Regions from separate parts of the Homo sapiens genome. Here all the other regions are linked to region 2. The links are chromatin contacts, found by Hi-C or POLR2A ChIA-PET in ENCODE. All regions are on one chromosome and are shown on one strand. The core of a region is the stretch at or near the end of the contact, and the rest is flanking DNA. Distances in the headings are between cores, read along the strand shown.

Region 1 (2,700 bases), core at 90-2,589, 130 kb after region 2:
ACCATTTCTAAGTCCCAGATAGAGACTGGCTGAAAAGGAATGAGGCGGCCTGTCCCCCTAACAGTTTAATGGCCTCAACTGGACAAAACAGAAAATGAGCTTCATCTACAAGCCCCAGGAGCCATACAGGGTCATGTGGGGCGTGAGGGGCCACCGTAGGTGGAGAAGGGAGGCGCTCAGACCCCTTTCCTTGGGTCCTTCCCAGCCTAGTCCCTTCCCGTCCTGGTCCCTACCTGCTTCATGGGCTCCAGACACCTGCCTGCCACTCATTCTGTCCTGCCTCTCATTCTGTCCTGCCTCTCAGGAGGGCAGAAGCCCCAGCAAGGTGAAACCTGCCTGGGAGGGGTGAGGGGTGAGGGGTGAGGGAGTTGGAGGAGAGGAGGAGAGCACTTAGGCTGGAGGGGACCGTAGGGTGCCTGTGGCCTCCTGGAGCCAGCAGTGACAAGTGCTTAGCGTCACAGCATTGGCCTGGACGCTGGTCTTGTTTGCAGTGGCCCCACCACCCAGCATGGGCGTCACTCCCTAACCAGGCGCCGCTACGATCTGATGTCGTCCTCCCCTGTCAGAGCTTCATTGCCTATGAAGCCTGGAGTGGGACACCTGTATCCTGTGTTTTGGGGATGGTCCCGATTTCTCAACAAGTACATTGATGTTTGTCCCCAGCAGGTTCTAATAGAATCAGCTTTCTCTTTGGTTCTGTTCTTAGAACTCTACGCCTGTGACCTTGGAAAGCCACCGCTACAGGCCTTGAGATGCAGCATGCTCTGGGCCACCTTCAGTTTGCTTCCTGTGATCTGGGTTGGGAGCTGGGAATGGAGGCTTGTTGACACCGTGTGCAGACACAACTGCTGCCCCTGCCACCTTCCTGCCGGGGTGACAAATGCTTCCTGAGGGGGTCCTGGCCCACCCCAACCCTCCCCCTTGGGGTGACTGATAAGAGCCTAGATTTTAGATTTGAGGCCAGGGTGTTGTCAGGTGGGTGGGCCCTCTCCCCTTGTGAGATTACAAAGCGCTTTTCAGCCTTGCTCTCCCCCAACCCCTAGGGACACCAGTGGCCCCTGCAGTATCCAAAACACAAATGCACCTGCCTCTGACCCTTTGTTCATTGACTTCTTTTGGTTTGTTTAAAGCATTTAATTGGCCGAGGAGTCATTCCAGGATGCAGTTGAAAAGCAAGTCATTTATGAAAAGCAAAATCTTATTTTAGGATCCGAAAGCAAACCTAAAGGAGAAGTGGGGAGGAGTGCAATCTACCCTGGATTGCAATGCCACACCCCTACCATGTGCTCTGCGGAAGGGGGTTCCCTTGGAGGGCCATGTGCCAAGCCTGACCCTCTTCTTCCCTGTCCATCAGACCACAAGGACCGGTGACAAGACAGAGGCCTCAGCGAGGCTGGTGTGTGTCCCTTGTCCCTCAAGCTTGCCTTGGCACTTGTTTCTGCCATTGCAAAGACTAGAGTGGCACAAGGAGGGCTCACTGGCAAATGTGGGGGCCTGTCCAGAGCACCACTGGGCTTGCACTCTCCAGCCTGGTGTGGTCCTGCCTCACAGGTGGCTGGCTGGGGTGTGACCAGGTGCCCTGGCAGGACAGCATCAGCTGCAGCCTCCAAGTGAGTGGCTTTCTGTTCTGATGCCACGTGGGAGGGTCCCCTCGTCAGCAGCCTCCTCACGTCCCTGCCAGACTGAGGGCCAGCCCAGAGGCCCCTCACCCCACCACATTCCCCGCGGGGGAGGGCAAAGGCCTGGTGTTGGGGCCCAGTAGCCACCAGTCGCATGTGGCCTTCAGGGCCTGGAGATACCGCAGTGTGACTGTGGAAATGAATTTTTTATTTTAGTTCATTTAAATTTAAAAACTGGTACTCAGTTCAGTTGTAGGAAAACTTTTAAATGTGTTTGGAACAACCTGGGAATACAAGTCTATTTTTTCTTTCTTAAAAATTTTTTTTTATTATTTTTTCTTAATCTCGCATATTATACCTCCAACAAATGAACTTTTTCAACTCTAGATTTTGTGAAATCTGGAAACAGTCAAGTATTTCCAGTGAAAATTTAGCATCTGAATTGGGATGTGCTGTAAGTGTAACATACACACTGATTTCAAAGTGTATGGAAAAAGAATGCAAAGGCCGGGCAAGGTGACTCACACCTGTGATCCTAGCACTTTGGAAGGCCGAGGTGGGGGTATTGCCTGAGTCCAGGAGTTCAAGACTAGCCTGGGCAACATGGTGAAACCCCCTCTCTCCAAAAAAAAAAAGTAAAATAATACATTTTTATGTCAATTATGGGTTGAAATGATTATATTTTGGTTATATTGGCTTAATTAAAGTTGAATATTTTCACCTGTTTCTTTTTACTTTTTTAAAGATGGCTAATAGAAAATTTGAAATTAATGTGTCTCAATTATGTATATTGCTGGACAGCCCTGGCATCTGAGCCAGTTTTTGCTGGAAATGTGATTGATGGTTCTTTAAGGGGACCAGTTAATGGCTCGAGAGTAGCTTTGGCCATAGGATTACATCTTAGGAGAACCATGGTGTTTTGAAAGGAACAACTCAGAAAGATATTGTCTGTTCCTAAAACATGATTTCTTTTTTTTTTTTTTTCCTGAGATGGAGTCTCGCTCTGTCACCCAGGCTTGAGTGCAGTGGCCCAATCTCGGCTCACTGTAACCTCCGCCTCCCGGGTTCATGCCATTCTCCT
Region 2 (2,700 bases), core at 124-2,623:
TAAAACCTATTAGGTGATGGAGGGAAACCCAATAGACTAGGAATAAACCTAGTATTGTGTCTTTTATTTATTGTCTTACTGAGCCCTCAAGTTGAAAGACTTTCCGGTGTTCTAGCCTCTATAGCCTACTTATCTCTTTGGGAATATGGTATTGGGGATGAGAGCTGGACTTCCTAGACCAAAACTGTGATATGGCTGAAAAGAGAGTTTCAGGGGATACTTCCCTCTAATATCCTGAATAGACCAGAAAAACATTTCCCAACACTAGAAGCTTCTAGTGTGTCCTGTTTTAGCCAGAACTTTGGAAGGGAGTACGTCAAACCTTTTTTTCCCTCTTTCTTATTATCCTGATCCTGTAAACACTACTAAGAGAGTTTTGAAGAAAATGTAAAAGAGACTGGTACTTGAGAAATAATTGCTATTAGGGATTAGGTGGCTGACAATGTCATACCACTGCACTGCCGTGTTTTTTGTTTTAGTGACTGTAAAAATCAGGCGTGTGTTTCTTGAAAGCACAACTTGAATAACAACCTCAATCCCCTGTGCTATGTGTTTCTGACTTCTTAAACTTAAAAAAACTTTTGAATTGCAGTATAATACATCAAAAAGGTACACAAATCATAAGTATTCAATTTGATGAATTTTCAAAAAATAACCAGCACACCATTGAAAAAACAACATAACCACTACTCTGGAAGCCTACTTCAGGTTCCTCCCCAGTCACTATCCTACCCAGAGAAAACTGCTAGCCTAATGATAGGTTAATTTTGCCACTTTGTGAGCTTTGTGTAAATTGAATTCTATGGTTTATACCTTTGTCTCAGCTGTCTTTTACTCAGGTTTGTAAAATATCTGTTGTGTTTACTCTTTGATTCATATATTAACATTGTTCGTGGTATCCATTGTATGAATATTTATACTTTACAGTTTACCTTTTTGTGTGTGTGTGTGTGTTTTGTTTTGTTTTTTTGAGACTGGGTCTTGCTCTGTTGCCTAGGCTGGAGTGCAGTGGCATGATCTTGGCTCACTGCAACCTGCATTTCCAAGGCTTAGGCAATCCTCCCACCTCTGCCTCCTGAGCAGCTAGGACTACAGGCGTGCGCTGCCACACTTGGCTAATTTTTAAAATTTTTTTATAGAGACAAGGTCTCACTATATTGCCTAGGCTGCACTCCACCTGTTTTTTGTTTTTTTTTTAACAGTATTTACATACTATATAATTCACCAATTCAAAATGTACAATTCATTGTTTTTTAGTATAATCACAGGTTTGCAACCATCACCACAATCTAATTTTAGAACATTTTGTCTCCTCTGAAAAAAATCATGTGCCCATTAGCAATCACTACCCACTTTCACTTCCTCCCAGCCCTAAACAACCACTAATCTATTTTCTGTCTCTAAATTTACCTATCTGGACTGGGAATGTGCCTGTAGTCCCAGCTACTCAGGTGGCTGAGGCAGGAGAATTGCTTGAACCCAGGAGGCAGAGGCTGCAGTGAGCTCAGATCACGCCACTGCACTCCAGCCTGGGCGACAGAGAGACTGTCTAAAAAAAAACATACACACACACACACACACACACATTATGTATCTGGACATGTGGTATTTTATGATGGGCTTCTTTAATTTCATATGTTTTCAAGGTTTATACATATTGTAATGTGTTAGGTTTTCATTACTCTGTGTAGCTGAGTATATGCCACATTGAATTTATCTGTTCATTTTTTGCTGTTGTAAATAACCTTGCTGTGAATATAAATGTACAAGTTTTTGTCTGGGCATGTATTCATTTCTCTTGGATATATACCGAGAAGGGAAATTGCAAGGTAACTGCTTAACTTTTGAAGGAACTGCCAAACTTTTCCAAAATTGATGCCTCATTTTATATTCCCAGAAGCAATGTATGAAGCTTCCCATTTCTCTACAGCCTTGTCACCGCTTGTTATTGTCTTGTCTTTGATTGTAGACATTCTAGTGGGTACTAAATGGTATCTCATTTGTGGTTTTGGTTTTTGTTTTCATTTGAGACAGAGTCTCTGTCGTCCAGGCTGGGGTGCAGTGGTGCAATCCTGGCTCACTGCAACCTCCACCTCCCAGGTTAAAGTGATTCTCCTGCCTCAGCCTCCTGAGTAGCTGGGTTTAAAGACATGCACAACGATGCCCAGCTAATTTTTTGTGTGTCTTTAGTAGAGATGGGGTTTCACCATTTTGGCCAGGCTGGTCTCGAACTCCTGACCTCAAGTGATCCACCTGCCTCAGCCTCCCAAAGTGCTGGTATTATAGGCGTGAGCCACCGTGCCTGGCCCTTATTTGTGGGTTTGATTTGCATTTCCTTAATGACTAATGCTGAGCATCTTCTCATATGCTTACTAGTTTTTTGTATATCCGTTTTGGATAAATTTCTATTCAAATTCATTGCCCACATTTTAATATTGAGTTGTAAGAGTCCTTTATATATTCCGGATACAAGTCCTTTACCAGATATATGCTTTCCAAATCTTTTCTCTCATTCTGTGGGCTTTCTTTTTACTTGATGGTATTGTTTGCAGCACAAACAAATTTTTAATTGTGATGCCCAATTTTTTCTTTTATATAGGTTGTACTTTTGTGCAGTTTTAACTTTTAGAGAAGCGTTTCCTAGTTGGGTCCTATGCCATTAGAGATCTTGCATCTTCTGAAATATAATTTGTTAAAGTA
Region 3 (2,700 bases), core at 8-2,507, 190 kb after region 2:
ATGGAGAGGTATACAAATATCAATTATGTTAAGTAGGTTGATAGTATTGTTCAGGTATTCTATATCCTTATTTACAGATATTCTGTATACTTGTTCTAGAAAATAGGTTCTGTTTTCATTGTAAGAGACAGGGTTTCACTCTGTCGCCCAGGCTGGAGTGCAGTGCTGCAATCATAGCTCACTATAACCTCCAACTCCTGGGCTCAAGCAGTCCTCCTGCCTCAGCCTCCCAAGTAGCTGGGACTATAGGCATACAACACCATGCCCAGCTAAGTTAAAAATACTTTTTTTTTGTAGAGATGGGGTCTCACTATGTTGCTCAGGCTGGTCTTGAATTCTTTGGTTCAAGTGACCCTCCTGCTTCTGCTTCCTGAAGTCCTGGGATTACAAGCCTGAGCCACCACAGTCAGCTGAAAAGAGGTTTTTAAAAAATAGTCAGAGAGGGCACAGCACACAAGGGAGTTATCCAGGGAAAGGACATCATCTGCCCCAGCAGCTCACATTTGTGGCGAGTGGCTCAGGACTGAAGTACCCTCTGAGTGCCCGTCTATGCGGTTTAGTCCCCTTCCCACAGCAGTTGCTTAAGTTCTGGAACAGCCATCCTGGGTACCCTCTGGGTCTTCTGCCCTGAGGGTCCCGGCTATTTTCGTGTCTGCTCGAGCACTTGACCTGCTCCCCAGCCCTCCTCGCTGACTGTGGGGCCTGCGCCACGCCGCGCTTCTCCCTCTCGGCAGGTGGAGAACTCCACGCTGAGTTCCCAGAGCGCAGCGCTCACCGCGCAGTACACGCTGCTGCAGAACCACCACACGGCCAAGGAGACGGAGAACGAAAGCCTGCAGAGGCAGCAGGAGCAACTTACAGCGGCCTACGAGGCCCTGCTGCAGGACCACGAGCACCTGGGCACGCTGCACGAGCGGCAATCGGCCGAGTACGAGGCCCTCATCCGCCAGCACAGCTGCCTAAAGACACTGCATCGGAATCTGGAGCTGGAGCACAAGGAGCTCGGGGAGAGGTAGGGCCTGGGGAAGGAAGGGGATCTGGGGAGGGGTAGAGTCCAGAGGAGAGGCTGGGCCCAGGGGGAAAGGTGGGGCCTGGGGTAGATGGGTGGGACCTAGGGGAGAGGCAGGGCCTGGGGAAGATGGGTGGAGCCTGGAGGAGATGGGTGGGACCTGGGGGAGAGTGATAGAGCCTGGAGGAGGGGTGGGGCCTGGGGAGAGGGGTGGAGCCTGGAGGAGAGGCAGAGCCTGGGGAGAGAGGTGGAGCCTGGAGAGAGGCGGGGTCTGGGGGAGGTGGGTAGGACCTGTGGGAAAGGCAGGGACTGGGGGAGATGGGTGGAGCCTGGACGAGAGGCGGGGGCCTCGTGAGAAGGGTGGAGCCTGGAGGAGAGGTGGAGCCTGGAGCAGAGGTGGGGTCTCAGGAGAGGGTCTCAGGAGAGGCAGGGCTTTGGGGAAGTGGGCAGGGCCCGGGGGAGAGGCAGGGTGTGTGGGGAGGGGAGGTGAAGGAGGGTGGAGGTGGGGCCCCTGGGTAGGCCTGCAGCGGGGCCTGAGGCCAGGCCTGGGGAGTCTGTCAGGCTGCGCGGAGGACTGGGACTTCCCTGGACCTCCCCTGCAGGAAATCTCTTGGCCAGCTGCTTCCCATTGTTGGGGCACCTGAGCTTTCCCAAAAGGAAGGAAATAAACGTTACCTTTAGCAATTTGGAATTTGTGCAACTGAAGACAGTAGTAAGAGGGGCTCCTGTGTGGAGAAGGGGATGCCTCTACTATTTCCAGTGGGCCTTTGGGGCCCTGATCCCTAAGGGTTCTCTTCTGTCTCTTTTCTCCCCAAAACAGAAATAAGGAGGGAATTCTCCACGGCTCCGTTTGTAGGGGTATGCCTTCTCTGGCCTCCCAGCTCTTCTCTTTCATATCAAGGTCTCGCTTGCTTTTTTTCATTTTTAACCTTTAATTATGGAAACTTCCGAACATATAGAAAGGAAGCAGAATCATATAGTGAAACTCTTGTGTATGCATCATGCACTCTCGACAGTCATTTATGTCCTGCTGTTCTCATTTCATGTGCACCTCCCACTCTCCACACCCTCACCCCATTTTTTACAGGTAAAACTTACATTGAAATGCACACATCTTAACTTTGCACTCTTGACAGTTCATGGTCTTGGGTTTTGTATTCATTAAGTCAGCCAATCTGGGCTGGGATTCTGTCTCCTGCTGATCAGTGATGGTACCAGGCACCTGCGCAGGGCATGGCAGGATCCAGGGAGGGCTAGGAGAGGTAGGATGCTGCTCTCCAGAGTCTGAGGGGCAGGTGTGATGTGCACCTGAATCTGATGCATGAGAGAGACATGGCTAAAGAGAGGCTCTCAGGTACTTGGAGTACAACAGAGGGAGCAAGATCTACTTCCTTTGCCTGGGAAATGGCCCTGCTGATGGTATATCCTTTGGAGCCGCCTCAACAACATGGCTAAGTGATCGTTGGTTCTTCAAGGTGGGAGTGGGGAGGACATCTCCACGGTCAGGAGCCACAAATGTCATTGAATCACAAAAGCCTTGTGCGGGCGCTGATGATGCTTGTGGGTTCATGGGTGGTGATGACATTCATTTATTCACTTGCCAAGTGCTTCCTTTTTGTCTCTATCTGGAGTTCTTCACCCCTTTTATCCATCCAGATCTCCATCCTTCAGGGGCTGTTGAGGCATCTGAA

The links. Hi-C counts contacts between places; a loop is a spot of excess contacts on that map. ChIA-PET counts read pairs that join two places held with the same protein, here RNA polymerase II (POLR2A). Pooled maps may share reads with other maps.
Region 1: a pooled map shows a loop between it and region 2 (5-fold over the local background). The contact joins two enhancer-like sites. A Hi-C loop is called at or near these places in 8 of 37 single-sample maps with no recorded cell type and 5 of 50 pooled maps. POLR2A ChIA-PET finds 5 or more read pairs at or near these places in 6 of 52 experiments (CD8-positive, alpha-beta T cell, H1, OCI-LY7 and 3 more).
Region 3: a loop to region 2 is called in a pooled map, with 2.2 times the contacts of the local background. The contact joins two enhancer-like sites. A Hi-C loop is called at or near these places in 1 of 168 maps with a recorded cell type or tissue (CD4-positive, alpha-beta T cell), 8 of 37 single-sample maps with no recorded cell type and 3 of 50 pooled maps. POLR2A ChIA-PET finds 5 or more read pairs at or near these places in 5 of 52 experiments (CD4-positive, alpha-beta memory T cell, IMR-90, Panc1 and 2 more).

Annotation. Positions count from the first base shown.
Region 1 is chr14:91,362,835-91,365,534 of GRCh38, reverse strand. The region is part of intron 3 of CCDC88C (coiled-coil domain containing 88C); the gene reads left to right. Among named protein-coding and RNA genes, the nearest start is that of CCDC88C, 54 kb to the left of the region's middle. RefSeq lists enhancers at 246-495, 1,156-1,375 and a silencer at 986-1,035. Within about 2 kb of position 1,339, at least 10 of the 41 ENCODE cell types and tissues checked have a DNase peak (open chromatin) inside an H3K27ac peak, as active enhancers do; they include OCI-LY7, where a contact is called at or near this core.
Region 2 is chr14:91,494,189-91,496,888 of GRCh38, reverse strand. The region is part of intron 1 of PPP4R3A (protein phosphatase 4 regulatory subunit 3A); the gene reads left to right. Among named protein-coding and RNA genes, the nearest start is that of PPP4R3A, 15 kb to the left of the region's middle. RefSeq lists enhancers at 1,190-1,399, 1,881-2,030. Within about 2 kb of position 1,373, at least 5 of the 41 ENCODE cell types and tissues checked have a DNase peak (open chromatin) inside an H3K27ac peak, as active enhancers do; they include OCI-LY7, where a contact is called at or near this core.
Region 3 is chr14:91,302,013-91,304,712 of GRCh38, reverse strand. It overlaps CCDC88C (coiled-coil domain containing 88C), which reads left to right. Exons shown (of 30, transcript NM_001080414.4): 20 at 735-1,012. Among named protein-coding and RNA genes, the nearest start is that of GPR68, 59 kb to the right of the region's middle. RefSeq lists silencers at 1,131-1,290, 1,451-1,510. Within about 2 kb of position 1,257, at least 5 of the 41 ENCODE cell types and tissues checked have a DNase peak (open chromatin) inside an H3K27ac peak, as active enhancers do.